2 separate regions of the Homo sapiens genome follow, and region 2 is linked to region 1. A link is a loop called in an ENCODE intact Hi-C map of the cell type or tissue named here. Cell type or tissue: PC-3. All regions are shown on one strand.

Region 1 (8,000 bases):
CCAATTTTACTCATGTTCTAAATTCACTCAGATTCTCACTACTTCCATAATGCATTTCTTGTCCCCATAGATCTTTCCCTTCTCTAAATTCCCACAGCAGTTACTGTCTGTACGTAGTTAGCTAATTGGGTTCTTTGCACTTCAGCTTTCAAAGTCTTATGGCTTATGTAAGGGGCTTACAAGTTCCTTGAGGACAGATTCTCCCACAGTGGCTCATGCCGTGCTGCAGAGCTATCTACATGGTAAGGACATTAACATTTTTTGAACAAATTAGCTAATTAATAATTAAGTTACTCCACCTTATGTCTCTCTCATGCTAGGCTTTTTTTGTTTCTTCTACTGAGCAACAGGGGTTTGTTGTAACTTTCCACTGATCTCTGCCTGTGGTTGCTGGGCTGTGCTGATGATTCAGTCATTACTTGGGTACCCTGCCCCCTTCATGCTCAGACCTAGGAACCCAGAAGGTGAGGGAGGTTTGGATCCAGATTGAGTAACCACGTTATGATACCTTGTTAGTGTCGATTTTGTTTTGGAAGATCTTGTTCCTACTGAACCCAAGGGCAAGAAGTTGCTAGTGGAGACTACAACCAAATTAATTCTTAGCACCATATAATGAAAAGACAACAGAACCATCAACTCTTAAAAGTGATTCCTGGCCCTGGCATGGTGGCTCAAGCCTGTAATCCCAGCTCTTTGGGAGGCCAAGGTGGGCCAATCACCTGAGGTCAGGAGTTCAAGACCAGCCTGGCCAACATGGCAAAACTCCATCTCTATTAAAAATACAAAAAAAAAAAAAAAATCAACCGGGCATGGTGGCATGGCCTGTAGTCCCAGCTACTCGGGAGGTTGAGGCATGAGAATCGCTTGAACCTGGGTGTTGGAGGTTGCAGTGAGACCAGATCACGCCTCTGTACTCCAGCCTGGGCGACAGAGGGAGATTCCGTCTCAATAAAAATTAAACTTAAAATATTAAAAGTGATTCCTGATGATGCTAAAAAAGAAAAGTCATGTATGGCCTTTCCAAACACAATTAGATCACAGGCAATTTCCTGCCCACAGGTGTCCCATGAGCATCACCTGAACTTTCAAAGGCCATTTGCTTGGCCTTGGGCACCCTGTCTAACCATCCACTTCCGACATCCCCTGACCCAAACACCCCCAGGTAAAAGGCGTCTGTAGCCAAAACACTCCATTCTTACTCTGCTCGTCAGATTCAGTCTCCTGAAGACCAGAAAGGCATGAGAACTACATATTCCCTTAAAAGAAAAGCAAAAATAAAATGCCCATTATGTGATCCAAAGCTCCATTTCTGGGTCACAGTTTACTGGACCTACCTAGGACCTCAGAGTGAAGAGATCCAGAGATCATCTAGACTAGCATCTCTCTATGTCTGCTGCTTCTGATGACAAATCCCCGTGGCTTGCCTGATGTGTAATGCTACTGCCTCTGCTTAGATATTACCATAAAGAAGAAGGACCTCCTTCAGCAAATCAATGGTGGGAGATCTATGTGCCATGTGCCAGGGACTCTTTGTTGGTAGAGGAGTAACTGAAGGGCATTTGCCTTGAATGCAGTAGTTGTTTACATTCTAAAATTACTAACCCAACCATCACCACCTGCCCATCAAGAGAATATAAAGAAAGCTTTAGACCATCTTCTCCAGAAACAAGCACATAAACATATTTTCAATGTAATTTTAATAGGTTCAAAAACTCCTGAAACTGACCCATAGATCTCAAGCTAAGAATCTTTACTTTAATGCTGTTTTTGAGGACCATGCAAATGGTGCTGGTCCACGTACTAAAACAACAATTAAATTATTCTGTTTTTGTGGTGAAAAATTCAAGCCTTGGAAAGTGAGAATTTTATCTCAAATTGTAAGAAGTATCCACCTGGAGCAACTGTGTCTCAGGGACACTGAGAAGGTTAGGAACACTGAAAAGAAGTGGGACAGCCTTGCAAGCTCGTTTATGTGGCTGAATATTTCCTTGACGTGCTCATTGACATTGTGCAATGGAAACACCACACTCCTCAGCATTGTGTTGGCAACTCCTAGGTTTCTGAAGGTTAATGATTTTATGGGTCCAGGCCTCACACATGTTGCACCTTTCAAAAGCTTCATTTCTCTTTTGTTTGGAGGAATTCCCAATGACTTTTAATTAAGTGTTTTCTCTGTTGGCAGGAAGGAGACAATAAAGGGAAAGGGTTTGTGCATTCTTGCTCACAAAGCCAATGCTATGTATTTGTGGTCGATGATTGATGGGTGGAGCACTTAAGGTTGCAATTGCAAAGTAAAACCCACAGGTAGATGTTGCCTATAAAAACAGTCTTGGGAAGGTATCTTCTGCCGCACTTGCATGGTGCATTCCATGGTCTATTTGGACTCTTGAAGCTTTCTTAGGCATTGGGCTCTTGCTCCTAGGGGCATGTACTTCCTGAAGAACTTATGGACAAGAAGTCAGCCCACTTGAATGAACTGATGTCAACAGAGAGCTGGACCAGATGTTTGGGGAAGGGAAGAGGTGTGGAGATAATTACTAGAGTAGGGGATACATGTGTCACTTCTTACAAGGATTGAAAAGAAGTTTCCTATTATGCCAAGTGAGATGACACAAGAAGCAGATCTTATTTCTCAATATTGATGCCTTAGTCCAAAAGGAATGAATCCATTCTTCTGCCTCCAGGCAATGCAACATTCAAAGAGATTGGGTTTTTGTTCTTTTTTCAGCATTCTCAAAGAAGGGCATTCCGGCCTTCTTTAACCTTGCATTCCAGAGCCTCACAGTGCCTATACTCAGGAAATAACTTCCTCAGGTTTAACTTCAATCCCTCTCCCTGCAATGTGAGACCATTGCTATCCTCCAAGGATTGGAAGAACAGCTGCCTGGCACCTTGCCAGTCACATCATTCCACTTTCCCATTGTTCAGCAAAGGAAATGGCTCTGGGAATCTGTTGCTTGGCTCCTCGTCCGTCACCCAGCAGGAACCCAGGCCAGATCTTCAGGCTCCTTTGAACAGTCACTTTGCTGCTGCACCAGGTATCTACTTGGAGCACTATTTTCCCAAGCTTCTAAAATTACCACAAGTGACTTATCACCCTCTGAAAACAAAACTCTCTCTAAGGGGCTTTGAGAGATGATATAAAAGAATGTTCTACATTTTTGCAGTGCTTTACCTAACATTTGTGCCCACAGAATTTCCAAGATAGGCCTTATAGCCATCATTTTAAAGATAAGGAAATGGGTCCAGCAAGATTGGCTCAACCAAAGTTCACGCAGATAAGAAGAACAGAAGCCAAGAGTTGGCCTTCAAATTATGATACTTTTAAGTTCAGCACTCTTTCCACTACACCAGAGTAAAGTTCTGGACCATGGATGTCTTGCCTTTGTGATTCTTAGTCTAACAAACTAGAGAGGCAGATACACAAGGAAATGAGTGTTAAACTCTTCAGTCACAAGAACTGTGGAATCAGTTGGGGTTGGTTAGGAGAACAGCAAGAAAGCCTCGTGGGATAGGTAGCATTTTAGGATAGTTAAGGGAGGTTCTAGAGACAGAGCGACCTGACTTACAGTCCTGGCTCTAACACAGGCTGTGTGACACCAGACAGATTCACTAACCTCTGAGCTTCAGTTTCCTCATGTATGAAACGAAAATAATATCTTTTTCACAGGGTTATTTTGAGAAGTAAATGAGATAATTAATATAAAGTGCTTAGCACAGGATCTGACAGATAGAAGAGCTAAATAAATTTTTAAATAATAACTATTCATGTTAGGGAGTGAATAGAGCAATGAAACTGAATGGAGTTAAATTGGGAAAGGTTTCATTGAGGAAGTGAAAGTGCAATAGGAATTTGAAAGCAAGATTGGGGCTTAGGGGAGAGGACAAGAAGCGGATTATTTCTTTGCCCTCAGTCTCGCGTAGGGAGGCTAGTTTAATCTCTGCATGGGGGTTCCCAACACTGCCTGTCTGCAGATTTTCAGATTTTTAAGTCACTTTCTGGAACAGTGTAAAAGCAGTACATCATAGGCGAGGCTGTGGACGGCTGGCTTACAGGATATATGGGGAGATGCCAACGTTAAAGCAAATTCTATCCTAGAATGAGGAACAGCTTCAGTATAACTCCATTAAAAAGGGAGTGTGCTGTAATGTTGAGCTATTCTTAGTGTGGATAACTCCTTAAAAGGTTAAGTCTAATGAGCTGGCTTGCTTGCCATAGATGTGCTGCTTCTGATACAGATGAGAGGGATGACCTCTTTAAGATTCTACAAATTATTGGAAATAGGGATATTGCAATTCTTGGAACTTTCCCATTGATTGATTAAGTAAATCATCTACTAAATGCAAATCTAATTTGAAAGGTATACATTTAACAGAATTAATAAGTGAATTGAGTAGGCAAAACGTTAGAAGTAGCCAAAAAATGCCCTAACTGATTGGAGACTTCTAAACAGGCTCCAAAGAGTGAGGAACTCAAGAAGGAAATTACTGGAGGCTCTTAGGGATTGTGGCAACACTGCTTTGGACATCTGCCCAATCCAGTGTGGATTTGTGGAACATGAACCACAATGCCACAACTATTTCCAAAGGCATGTAAATCAGGAATCAGTTTCTGTTGGTGTATGACAAGCCATTTAAGGCGCCCAGGCTGAAGGACTGTGGGATGTCCATCCTGTGCCTTGGTGCTGCCAACTCACAATGTGGGTTTCTGTGACTAGTGGAATGGAGCCAGGTAGTTCCACAGGCTACGCTGCCCTGAATGTTCCTCCTGCCTGGATTGCTGGCAATGCAGAGGGAAACACTGGTCTGGGAGACCCAGTTCATAACCTGCTTTGGAAGGACACTCCTCAAAAACAGGTGCTGAAATTAGATAAGCAAAGGGAAAATGGAAAGGGAGAAAGAAAATCATATTTATTTAAAATCTACTCTATGCTAGTCACTTTACATACATTGTTTTATTTAATCCTCACAGCAATCCCCAAGATAAGTATTATTAAACTCACTTTACAAAGGTTTAGTAGCAGTACTTGGATTGGAAACCAGGTCTGACTCACTCCAAAGTCTACAAGTCCACAGTTTTTTTACTTCACAAGGTTGCCTCAGGGAAATGAACTATAGTCTAATTCCTCTGAGACATTAGGATCTGTGTGTTAGACTAGAATGAGCTAGGGTTGCAGAGTTGGTTTCAGATAATGAAGACATGGAATCACTGAGTATCACGTCAAGAGATTTGAAGGTCATTCCATAGGCAATGGGCAGTCAAAGAAGGTTTTAGAATGGGGATGGGAGCAGAGAAATAATCAGAATTGTCCTTCCTGCTCAGAGTGGAATTCAGTGTGGAAGGGAATAAGAGAAGACTGAATGGAAAAGCAAATAAAAAGGAAGAATAGGTCCTAACCCTGGCAAGTTTGTAATAAAGGTTTGAACTAGATGGCAATCAAAAGACCAGAAAAAAAAAGGTACAGAAGATTGTATTTTCCTAAAACGGCCACAGTGATATTTCTCATCACACGTGCTCTTCCAGACGCTTGTCAGTCCCCTTCAAGAGGTGGAGCCTATGTCCCCTCTCATTGACCTGGGCAGGCCTTTGTGAATACCTCAGCTAACAGAGTATGACAGAAGTGATGCTATATGATTGTCGTAAACTGGGATACAGCTTCCACCTGGTTCTCTCTGTCTCAGGATGCTTGCCCTTGTAAGCCATTATGCTGTGAGAAAGACCAGGCCACCTAGGGAGACCAACATGAAAAGAAATGGGAGCGCATAGCCACTGGCCCCTGCTAAGCTGCCTGCCAACATGGCGCACTAGCTTACCAGATGTGAGTGAGTCATCCTGAAGTGAATCCTCCAACACTTAGGGAACTTCTCCACGTGATGCAACATGGAACAGGGATAAGCCTTCCAGATAGAGCCCTGCCCAAATTGCAAATTTGTGAACAAAATAAATGATCGTTGTTTTACGTGCCTAGGTTTTAGGGTGGTTTTTAATGCAGCAAGAGATAACCTGAACAAAAAGGCCCAATGGGAGAAGATTCACTGGGTGCTTCAACCAACACACATACAGAAGAATCCTGGCCAAATAGTAACAAAAGTCAATTTTATTTACTTGATTGTGTCTCTATTGCTCTGAGGAGTAAAAATTTTAGAGTTGGAAAATATTTGTGCATCTATTTACAACCACATAACAAAGTACTAATCACTGCGTTTCTATAGTATCCACTCTAATCGGGGGAGATGGTGATGCAGATGGTCCCCCTTAATGACAAATGATCTGATGGAGACCAAACCTGCATTGAAAGTCTACTATGTGGCCAGGCATGGTGGCTCACACCTGTAATCCCAGCACTTTGGGAGGCCGAGGCAGATGGATCACCTGAGGTCAGGAGTTTGAGACCAGCCTGGCCAATATGGTGAAACCCCGTCTCTACTAAAAATGCAAAAAAGTAGCTGAGCATGGTGGTGTGTGCCTGTAATTCCCGCTACTTGGGAGGCTGAGGCAGGAGAATCGCTTTAACCCAGGAGGCGGAGGTTGCAGTGAGCCGAGAGTGAACCACTGCACTCCAGCCCGGGCAACAGAGCGAGACTCCGTCTCAAAGAAAAAAAAGAAAAAAGAAAGAAAGTCTACTATGTTTTAGGCATGATGTTAGGAACTTTCACATTCCCTTTCTCATGTAATCTTCATAAAACTCCCACACAGTCTTGCTTCTATTTTACAGTGTCCAGGAGAAGGTCTAGAAAATTGATAAAAACCTCAAACCGAACCAATGAGTGGTAGGGACAAGATTCATATTCAAGTCTGATTCCAATGCTTAGTCTCTTTCCACTACGTCATTCTCCATATTTGCCAAAAAATGATTTCCTTTGGTTTTGGTGCACATGTATATTAACAATGTTTTTTGAGTTGTTTGGAGAGGATTCTTTTTTCCTTCCGCAGCAGCATATTTACCTTTCCTAGCTACTGTTTTTTAAAAAGAGAGTTTGCATTCCTGAAGCATATACAACCCAGTGGTGTTGAAAGCAGATGGTCCAAAAGTATGCTGTGAGACATGGGGACTGAAAATTAAAAGAAATTTTTTTGGTCACAGTTATAGAGTGCTATGGTGCTATGTATATAAATATGTATAATACCGAATGTGTCACAAATAGAAGTGAATTTTTCTTTTTTATTAAGTTGGCCATCACCCTTAATAAAGATGTTTTTGCAATATAAGCTAAGATATTTTGCTCCAATGCATGAGTGTCTTATAAATTAAAGTGCAGAACACACAGTTAATTGTGCAAAACATACAGATGTCTGCTCTGATCAGTCTGCTTTAGAATTCTGTCAGGGGTTTGTGATTGTTTGAAAGGGAAGTGTTCCCTGAGAAGGAGAAGTCAATGTGGAGGGCAAGAGGTGAGAGTCTCTCCCTCTGAGTGTCAGAGGGTTCAGTGATTGGCGGAAGTAAGCGTCCAGCCTCCTCCATTCTGTCCTGGCACTGTTACTGCACACTGTGACCTTGCTCAAGCATTAACCCCTTGTCTTTTCTTGTTGGTTTCTTGGAGAACAATCACACTGCACCAGCCTTACTGACTGCAAGTTATTTCTTCAAAAAAGTCATCCGCCTTTGTGCAAATCCAAATGCTTTTTATTATAAACAACCCTCTCTTTTTCCTTTTTTCCCCCTGACAATAATGCATGTCTTCCTCAGCATGCCATTTTCAAAACCTTTGACATTTCACTGCACCTCATCATTGCCTTCATTGTGGATCGTGCCAATTTGTCAGTTTTAATCTGTCTAAAAACCTGCATCTGCCAGCATAAACCTTTTTATTTCTTATATGTTGATACAAAGATTTCACACATTGATTTTTGTGTAGCTCTGATTTCATGCAAGCTAAGCAAACAGTGACAGGTTGGTACTTGGGGTAATGAATGCTCAATCAGATTAATACAAATCAATGGCATTGGCAAGTTTTGGATGAGGCGCAGGGAGTAGGGTCTGGACAGCATGTGCTGCCAG
Region 2 (8,000 bases), 200 kb before region 1:
GTCTCGTAGTTGGGGAAGAGAAACAGTAACTTACCTTTCCTTTGTTGTGAAAAATTCTAGTATAAAATATCATTTAAACAATTTTCGTATTATTGGGCCAACATTTCTCTTCTATGTTTGAAAAACACCTAAATCAACCCCAATCCAAATGCTTTCTTCTTCTAAAGACTTTATATTGGTTGTAGCCTTGTTTTATACATGTAATTGAAGGTTAGGGAAACTGTTCTTTGCCTGTTATTGTTTTTTATTTTAAGTGTTTATTGCAATTTTAGTCATTAATGCCAAATTGCAATCAAGAAACCATTTTGTATCAGAAAATTGAACTGAGAATATGAACTATGCAACGATTGCACCACGTCTTTTGTTGAAACCTCTTGTGTAGTAATATTAGAATATTACTTTCCAGTCTTTGATAGTCCGAATGTGCTTCAAAAAAAATAGTTATTTGATTGTCGAGTCATCGTTAGTTTATATTCAATGGTTTAATGACTTCCCCTACCTTAGCTGATGTGTATGCATAGGTATTTGGAAATTATAGCAAGGCATCTATTTAACTTACGAATCTATATTACCACATTATTCATATCCAACATTTGTAAAACAGTTGGTGCTTTTTGAAGTTAAAATATATCTGCAGTTTACTCTATGAAAATGTATACATGGATCAATAAAAACATGCCAGGTAAAATTCTTCCGTGATTTTCAGTGATAACAGGGTAGTAATTTAATACAAGTGTTTTAATTTGTATTTCAAGGCACTCTCAGGTTTTTACATGTTTTCAAGTGGATTGCTCATGTTCCGAGGTTGCTATCATACAACTGATCACCCAGGCATTTAAAAGTGCATAACGACACAAGATTTTATATTTCAGCAGGCAACTGCTTCAGTCAAGGGCAGGTTTCTCAACACCCCTTCTTCCTCACCGAGCCCATCAGTGAAGTTCAGTGAAATGAATAACATAATTGGTGGTTGGTTCAATCACTACCAGTCTAGACTAGCCCAGACGCATCAATTAGAGGGGGCTGTCTTTTAAAGGGAGAGTGCAACCGAAACAAGCAGGGCATTATTGATACTGATCTTTAAAAGTGCAAATCCAGCTTGGCAGATTAAAAAAAAAAAAATAAGGCGGGGAACTGGGGCGGGGGTGCGTTGCGGGAAGAAAAGAGAAAGAAGTGAACTGGAGCTTTCGGACACAGAAGGACAGGAAGCTTGAGAGAAAAGGAGAGGATAATGAGTGAAATGCAATGCAGCACCTCCTTGGAACACACAGTTACAATTCAGTTCACAGGGCACACTGGCTCACCGTATTTTTAACTAGTTTCTCTCCCCACCTCCTTTTTAAAAATTCCTTTTTTGCCTCTGTTTCCAAAGAAATGCCAGCTCAAAACCAAGGCAGTTGGAATTTAACAGCTCTAGGAAGCTCTAGTGAGAATAAAAGCCAAATAATATGAACCAGCCAAAATTCCTTTTGCAACATTTTTCCCCAAAAGAAAAATACAGAAGATATTTCTTTTCAAGTCTCTAATTCTACCTTTAAAAAATATGTGTACTAATGAACAGTATTCATTTTAAATCTAGAACCTGGGAATATATTACTATAGGCAAGACACCTTTAGGTAAAGAGCTCATAATTTTCCATTGAATACAGTAAAATTATAAAGAATGTAACAAAGGCTTTGGTAATTTGGTAGAGGGGCTTTTTGATGAAAAAAAGACAGATGATTTAGAAAGCGAGGAACACATCAAGCCTCAGGGAAAGAAAATGTTTGATTGGTATTAATTAAAACACTGCTAATATATTCTAATAAAATCAAATTTAACATTCTAAAGTAATCCTCTTGGTATGTCAAAGGAAAAGAAAAGTATTATCTTATTTGCATCTCTGCAATCCAAATGCATTTGCTCATTCAGCAGAATTAATTTTTATCACCAGCCTGTTTTATCTCCTCACAGATTTAGTCAAAGTTATTCTTTCAAACTAGAAAGGATCAGGGTGGGGAATCCATGGAAGGTATTGGAAGACTAGTGACTGTATTTAGTACCGGCTTTATATTTTACGATGTTCTTTCTCTTCATTCGCTGTAATGGGGTGTGGAGGGAAACGGTGAGACCGCAGTGAGAATGATGAACGGTTCATTTTTCCTCTTTCTCTCCTTGTACCTGCCAGATTATTTAAGAATTTCAGCTGCCAAATTATACGAATGCCATTTATTTACGTGACTGGTGTTGGTCTGTTGATTAATGTCTAATGTTTTTCTAATTTCAGACTTTAATTTACCGAAAATTCCTAATGAAAAAGGCTCTTAAGCCAGAAACCAATTGCCTCTTATCGGTTATCCCCAACTGTAGATCTTCTATGAGAAAGTGGGGAAGTGAATGTAAAATTTTATTCACTACAAACTGAGTTCTTTGTTCCTTTATTAAGTCAAAATTTCTCCAGGAAAATTTCATATTTTTATGAAACAGCAAGTTTTATGTTCTTTATTGTTAAACTCTCACAACTGATAAAATTATCCCGAAATGACATAACCAAAATGCTTCTCCTCTCATTAGTCTACCATGACTATGATATCTTATGTAAATATGTGACTAACAAAAAAAAAATGAATGGGCCATAAATACTGAGGACCATATTTGCGTGTTTCCAAAGTGAGGGGTTCTGCGTCCTATCAAGGAGATGTAAACTACTGACTACACTACCGATGATGCTGGCTTTTTGCTCCATTGCCTTTTCAAGTCTTCAACGTAAAAGAGCAATCGCAGTTCGGTTTCACATGTATTGTTCTATAATCCAGGCAATAAATGCTAATTAGTAATGCTCAAGGATCCGACCATTCAGAGTAATTATCATAATTTACTTCTTCCTTGTTAAAGACATTCCTTGCTGATTAGAAAAAAAAAAAAAAAATTAAATCGTCGTTTTACCATTGCACTGCAGTGGAAATGCACTAGAGAGATGTTCAAGGTATAGTAACACTGTTGCGGTTGCATTCCAAGTCACCGACCTGTGCCTCTTAGCTTATTACGAATGGAATTGCCACTTAATTTCTAAGAAGAAATTCATTTAAATGCATAAAGTTTGGCATGTAGACCAGGAATATATGATTTTATTTTACAAACCCCAGGGCTCCACCTTCCCGGCCCACCCTCTTTCTAAAACCACTTACTGAGCAGAACAAAGGAAACAGCTAACTATAGAGGCATCATTAAGTGTGAACTGCAACAGCATGATAAAGTATGTGATATGACAACATATTTTATTGCACAAAAGTGCAGATAATTAAATAATTCTATAGTAACCCTGACTAATTAGCCGAAAGATCTTGAAGGAGGAATCAAGAAAATGGATCCAATCACCTTGAATAATATGCTTCGTTCTCCAAGATCACAAATTTATTTTGGTTATTTGATGATTGATTAACTCATATAGAAAGATGAGGACAAAAGCCTGTTTCTCAAAGCAGAGCTTTGATCTGGTGTCCTCTTTAGGACAAATTAATCCTATGTTTTAGAAGTGCTGAATTTAATGTAGGGCTTTCTGTTTTCAGTCAAAGATATAACCTGCCATTCTGTTGAACATTTCTCTATTATCGAGTGATCTAAGAAATTATCAACCCTTAGCTTCTTATATCGCTGCCTCAAAATATAGATGTAGCCTCGTTCACATTTTCTAATGAGTCTCCTGTTTAAGTTTGTTTCTTATTGCTTGAAGCAAATAAATATCATGGGCACAGAAGGAAGAGAATAAATAACCGTGCTGAATATTATGTATGGTGAAACCCTCCCCCCTTCCTTTATCAAGGTAATATTCCTAGTGTTCATTGTTCATTGGTCCTTTAAGAGAGAGCTTTAGCTTTTACTTGAGGGTTGTAAGCACATTAGAGGAATAATTCCCTTTGGATACTATACAGAAGGAGCCACCTGCAAAATGTTGATGCTGTTATTGAAGTCTCAAGTGGAATCAGCTTTCAAAAAATTAGATATTAGATACATCCGATATAATTTGCAATGTGTAATTATACTAATGTGCATATAGTTGTCTGTTGCTTTACATGTTGCCTACTTGAGTTTTTTTCTTTTCTTGTGCATTTCTCATCATTGAAATGGTTCCTGAGTAGAATCTTTTTAAAATAAGCTTATTTTAAAAAAATTCTTTGTTAATTAATATAGGGATACGAGGACTCTACGATCTGTGTTCTTATGCAAGAATAAATATGTGCGACCTAGATGTTGGAAATTAATTATCTCTGAAAGGGTTATCATTGTGGACACTTGCTTAATTTGTAAAATATTTGCTACTCTTGATTGATTTAGTCTTTTTCTGACTTTAGACAACTTGAAGTAATTGAGAATATTAGTTCCTTTGTTGGAATAACAAAATAGAATGCCAGGGAAATGACCTTAGGCAGAGATAATAATTTTAATTTAACCAAAGTAATCAAAACAATAACAATAATCAGCAATTTCTTTTATTGTTTTTCACTGTTTTGCATGGCACATGTTGAATACTGAAACTCTGCCTTAGGTTATTTGTGCACTAACATCAACTTCCCTTTTAACGTCTTGACATGATGTCCAAGGTCTACTGATGGCCCCACTGGAGAGCCTCCTTCCAGGGAACTGATCCCTGAAGATCTACCTATTAAGGAATAGCCCAGTCAGAGCAACAGCGAGTTGGCTGGTCAGCCTGGTAGTTGGCTCAGTAGGTGAAGAGGCTCTTGATGCAAATTTGGAGAATCATTACCATCAGGTCACAGAAGGACCCCGGGCAAGGCAATACAAGGGTCTCGATTTATGCTTATGTGTTTGGGAGACAAAAAGGATTCCAAGGGAGGCTTATATTGAGATACAAGATATGACTCATTGCAATTGAGTAGGCATAGAGCCCAAAGAAAGCTGATTTGTAGAACAGTTGACTCATAGTAGACACCTAGAATATGGTCATTCACATATTTATACTATCTGTTTCTCAAAATTTGTTTTAATGATGGAGTCCCTATTAGAAAGAGACATTTTGCGTGATGTATAGCTACCTAATACCAAAGCAATACAAGGTTTACTTTTCACCTGCTCATGTATTCAAGGATTTGCCATCATTAGATATCCAAATGAGCCATAAAAAATTGTGCAAAATGTTATTCCTTAATACATAATATTTTAATTTATTAAAAAATGAGTTTTACAAATGAGTATCAAAAGCTTAGCACCCCATCATCCCTGTCAATGTTCACAAAATAATAAATTCTAAAATCTTTAAGATGTATATTTAATTACTCATCCAAGATCAGTTATTGCATGCTTAATCAGAAAAATACCTATTAACGTTTAACACTTAGTTACTTTACAGATTAAAAAACATATTATACCTGCCATCTAGGGAGCCAGCATCCTCGGTGTATCAAAAGTGTTTAGGGCAGAAAGCAGTGATGTGTCATAGTGTACCCCTTTTGGTGTGCCTGACTTATTAGACATCTTCATTGTGTAAGCATGATGAAGAGGCTGATGATAAGGTCTTCAGTTAAAGAAACATCTACCTGAGAAGTATATTTTATTCATAACAACTTTTATAAAAAAAGAGAAACATTAATAACAACTCTTCTCAAATACCCTTATCTTTAAAATGCATGGGTTGGATTAGTTGGGCTCTAAATTCTTTTACAGCTTTAAGAATTTTTGAAGGTATTCTAAAGTATGGAGGCATAGGAACAACTCCAGAACCGGTGGATCTGGAGCTCATTTGTTCCAACAGTCGTCCTTCAAAGTTATATTTGATTCCACCTCCACGTTCTGTATTTACTAACATATTTTGCGTTGATGCTAAAACAGTAAGGACTGGAGTTCACTTTCAGGAAGGGGCAGTAGCAGAAAAGAAGAACAGCTGAAGAATGAAAAAAGCTACACAGTGGGAGAAGCAAATTCTTGATCTGAGTTCTAAGCCCATTTCTCTCAATTAACATTAACATAGAAGAAACCCCGACAAGCACCTGCCTTTCTATTTTAAGACTATATTCTTTAGGCCTGCCTTCATTTAATTTCTTGCAGTATGGTTCGTTTTTTTCCATTGGATTAACTCCTTTGAGTTTCACGTTTTTCCTTCCACTTGATTCATTTGAGTCATCTTAATATTCCTCTCAGAAGCCTACAATAGTTACAGTAACACATCATACTTCCCAAATTAAATCTTAACGTGTTCAAAGCCACCTGGAAATTGCCCTACCCCATTTTCTAAAACCACTCAGAATGTGTAATCTCTTCTTGAATTAAGTGAGCCTGCTTTCTCTGGCTTCTAAGTCATTGAATATGCTCCAGGATATGCTTTTCCTTTCTGCATAATCTGTCCCCCCACCTCTTCTACACTTTGAAAACCTTCTTCTTTATTTCTCTCCTTCCCTCCATCCTTCTCGGTTTTTCTCCTTTCCCCCTTCCTCTCTCTTTTTCTTTCTTTTCTTTCTTTCTCTCTTTCTTTCCTTCCTTTCTTTTTCGTTCTTCTTTTTCCTTCTTCCTTCCTTCATTCCTTCCTTCCATCTTTCCGTCTTTCCCTCTTTCTTTTTTTTTTCTTTTTTTCTTTCCATACCATGTTCTGTGCCATGCGCTGGGAATACAAAGACAAATACAAGGAATTGACAACACCTAACAATTCTAGTGACTTCATTCAGCCCTGCATTCCTAAGCAGTTATGTACCCACAGCTATCTTACTTTGTTTTCACTCCTTGGATTTATTTGAATCTGTCCTCAATGTCATGTGTTCTTTTGTTCTTTCCCTATGTGTCCCATTTTAGTAAGTTCCCTGTTGGATAAACCTGAAGCTTTTCTTACACAGCATTTTCTCCCAGAGCCATTAGAGTGGTGTCTCACACACACTCAGGCAATGCCATTGCTGACTGATTCTTTAGCAAGGGGAACAATGTAAAACAACAGCATTTTTCTAGTGATGCAGCATTTCATCTCTAGTGAGACTTAGCATGGTCCCCAAAGTATCATTACATTTATTTATTATTATTAAAGAGTCAATGTGATAACTTTCTGTGACATGTTCTGTTATTTTTTTAGTTGTGTTGATGTTCCTTTCAGCTGGTCCTATAGTACCCCTCCTCAGGAATGTCTCCCCAGTGCAAGGACAAAGACTGAAGAGACTGCTATATTGATGGACTCTCAAGCCAACTATGAAGTTGAAACAAAGAAAGTGATCACCTGAAGACACCTCCTCTGCTAAGAAACACCCCCAAATTGTGCAGCTTCTGCCACTAGAACTCTCAGAACAAGAGACAATCTTTTCAAGAAACAGAAAAACTCAATAATGACATCTAGATTTTCATGAGCCAAGAACTTTCCCTTCCTCATGTGTATTCCTCTGTTTGTACTTAAATTCATGTGACATTCATTTTTTTCCTAGTATGGATATGCTTATTAATGCACTTGTTTCAAAATCCCAAATTGCACAAATGTGTTAATATTTTAAGAAACAAAATGAATCCTACAAGGAGAATGATTTTTAGCCACACATAGGGTTGGATCTTGAGAGTGACCTACAGAATAAAAGTACTTTTAAAATAAAGTAGTCAGAGGCTATTCAAAGGGTAAAATAATCATAGTACCACATTGGTCCACTTGACACTAACCAATCGATCATTTTTTTTTAATCAAGAAAGCTAGATTCTATCAGATAAAATCACTGCTTCTAAAGAGTTTAAATCTAGTTAGAAAAAGTTATAGAAATGTTTGCAAAGATAAGTAACAGATAGAGTCAGTAGAGGATAAGATCAAAAACAAAACCAAGCAAAAGATGAGTTCAGGGGAGTTTGCCATCAAGTTGGCAAAACTGACTTACTTAGGGAAGAAAGTTATAAAACAGGAAAATATGAGATGAACCTTGAGTGATGTGGAAGATTTAGATAAATGGAAAGGAAGGAGAAAATGGAGTTCTTTAGGTGGTTGTAATTGGAGGAGGAAATGAATACACACATCTTGTTGACTTAAACCCAGACATTCAGCAGCTCT

What was found. Hi-C counts contacts between places; a loop is a spot of excess contacts. Peaks named below come from ENCODE experiments on the same cell type or tissue, not always from the same donor. Only the 100,000 strongest peaks of a DNase experiment are listed, where the experiment ranks them.
Region 2: a loop joins it to region 1, with 2.3 times the contacts of the local background. A loop is called at or near these places in 5 of 110 quality-filtered maps.

Annotation. Positions count from the first base shown.
Region 1 is chr11:121,887,194-121,895,193 of GRCh38, reverse strand. The region is part of intron 2 of LOC107984402 (a long non-coding RNA gene); the gene reads right to left. Among named protein-coding and RNA genes, the nearest start is that of MIR125B1, 210 kb to the left of the region's middle. In PC-3, no CTCF peak of the experiment used is centred here; DNase peaks (open chromatin) are centred at 423, 4,673 and 5,083; H3K4me3 peaks cover 1,127 bases; H3K27ac peaks cover 2,180 bases.
Region 2 is chr11:122,090,793-122,098,792 of GRCh38, reverse strand. MIR100HG (mir-100-let-7a-2-mir-125b-1 cluster host gene) reads left to right here. Exons shown (of 5, transcript NR_137179.1): 5 at 7,053-8,000. Among named protein-coding and RNA genes, the nearest start is that of MIR125B1, 5.1 kb to the left of the region's middle. In PC-3, no CTCF peak of the experiment used is centred here; no DNase peak of the experiment used is centred here; H3K4me3 peaks cover 2,188 bases; H3K27ac peaks cover 2,939 bases.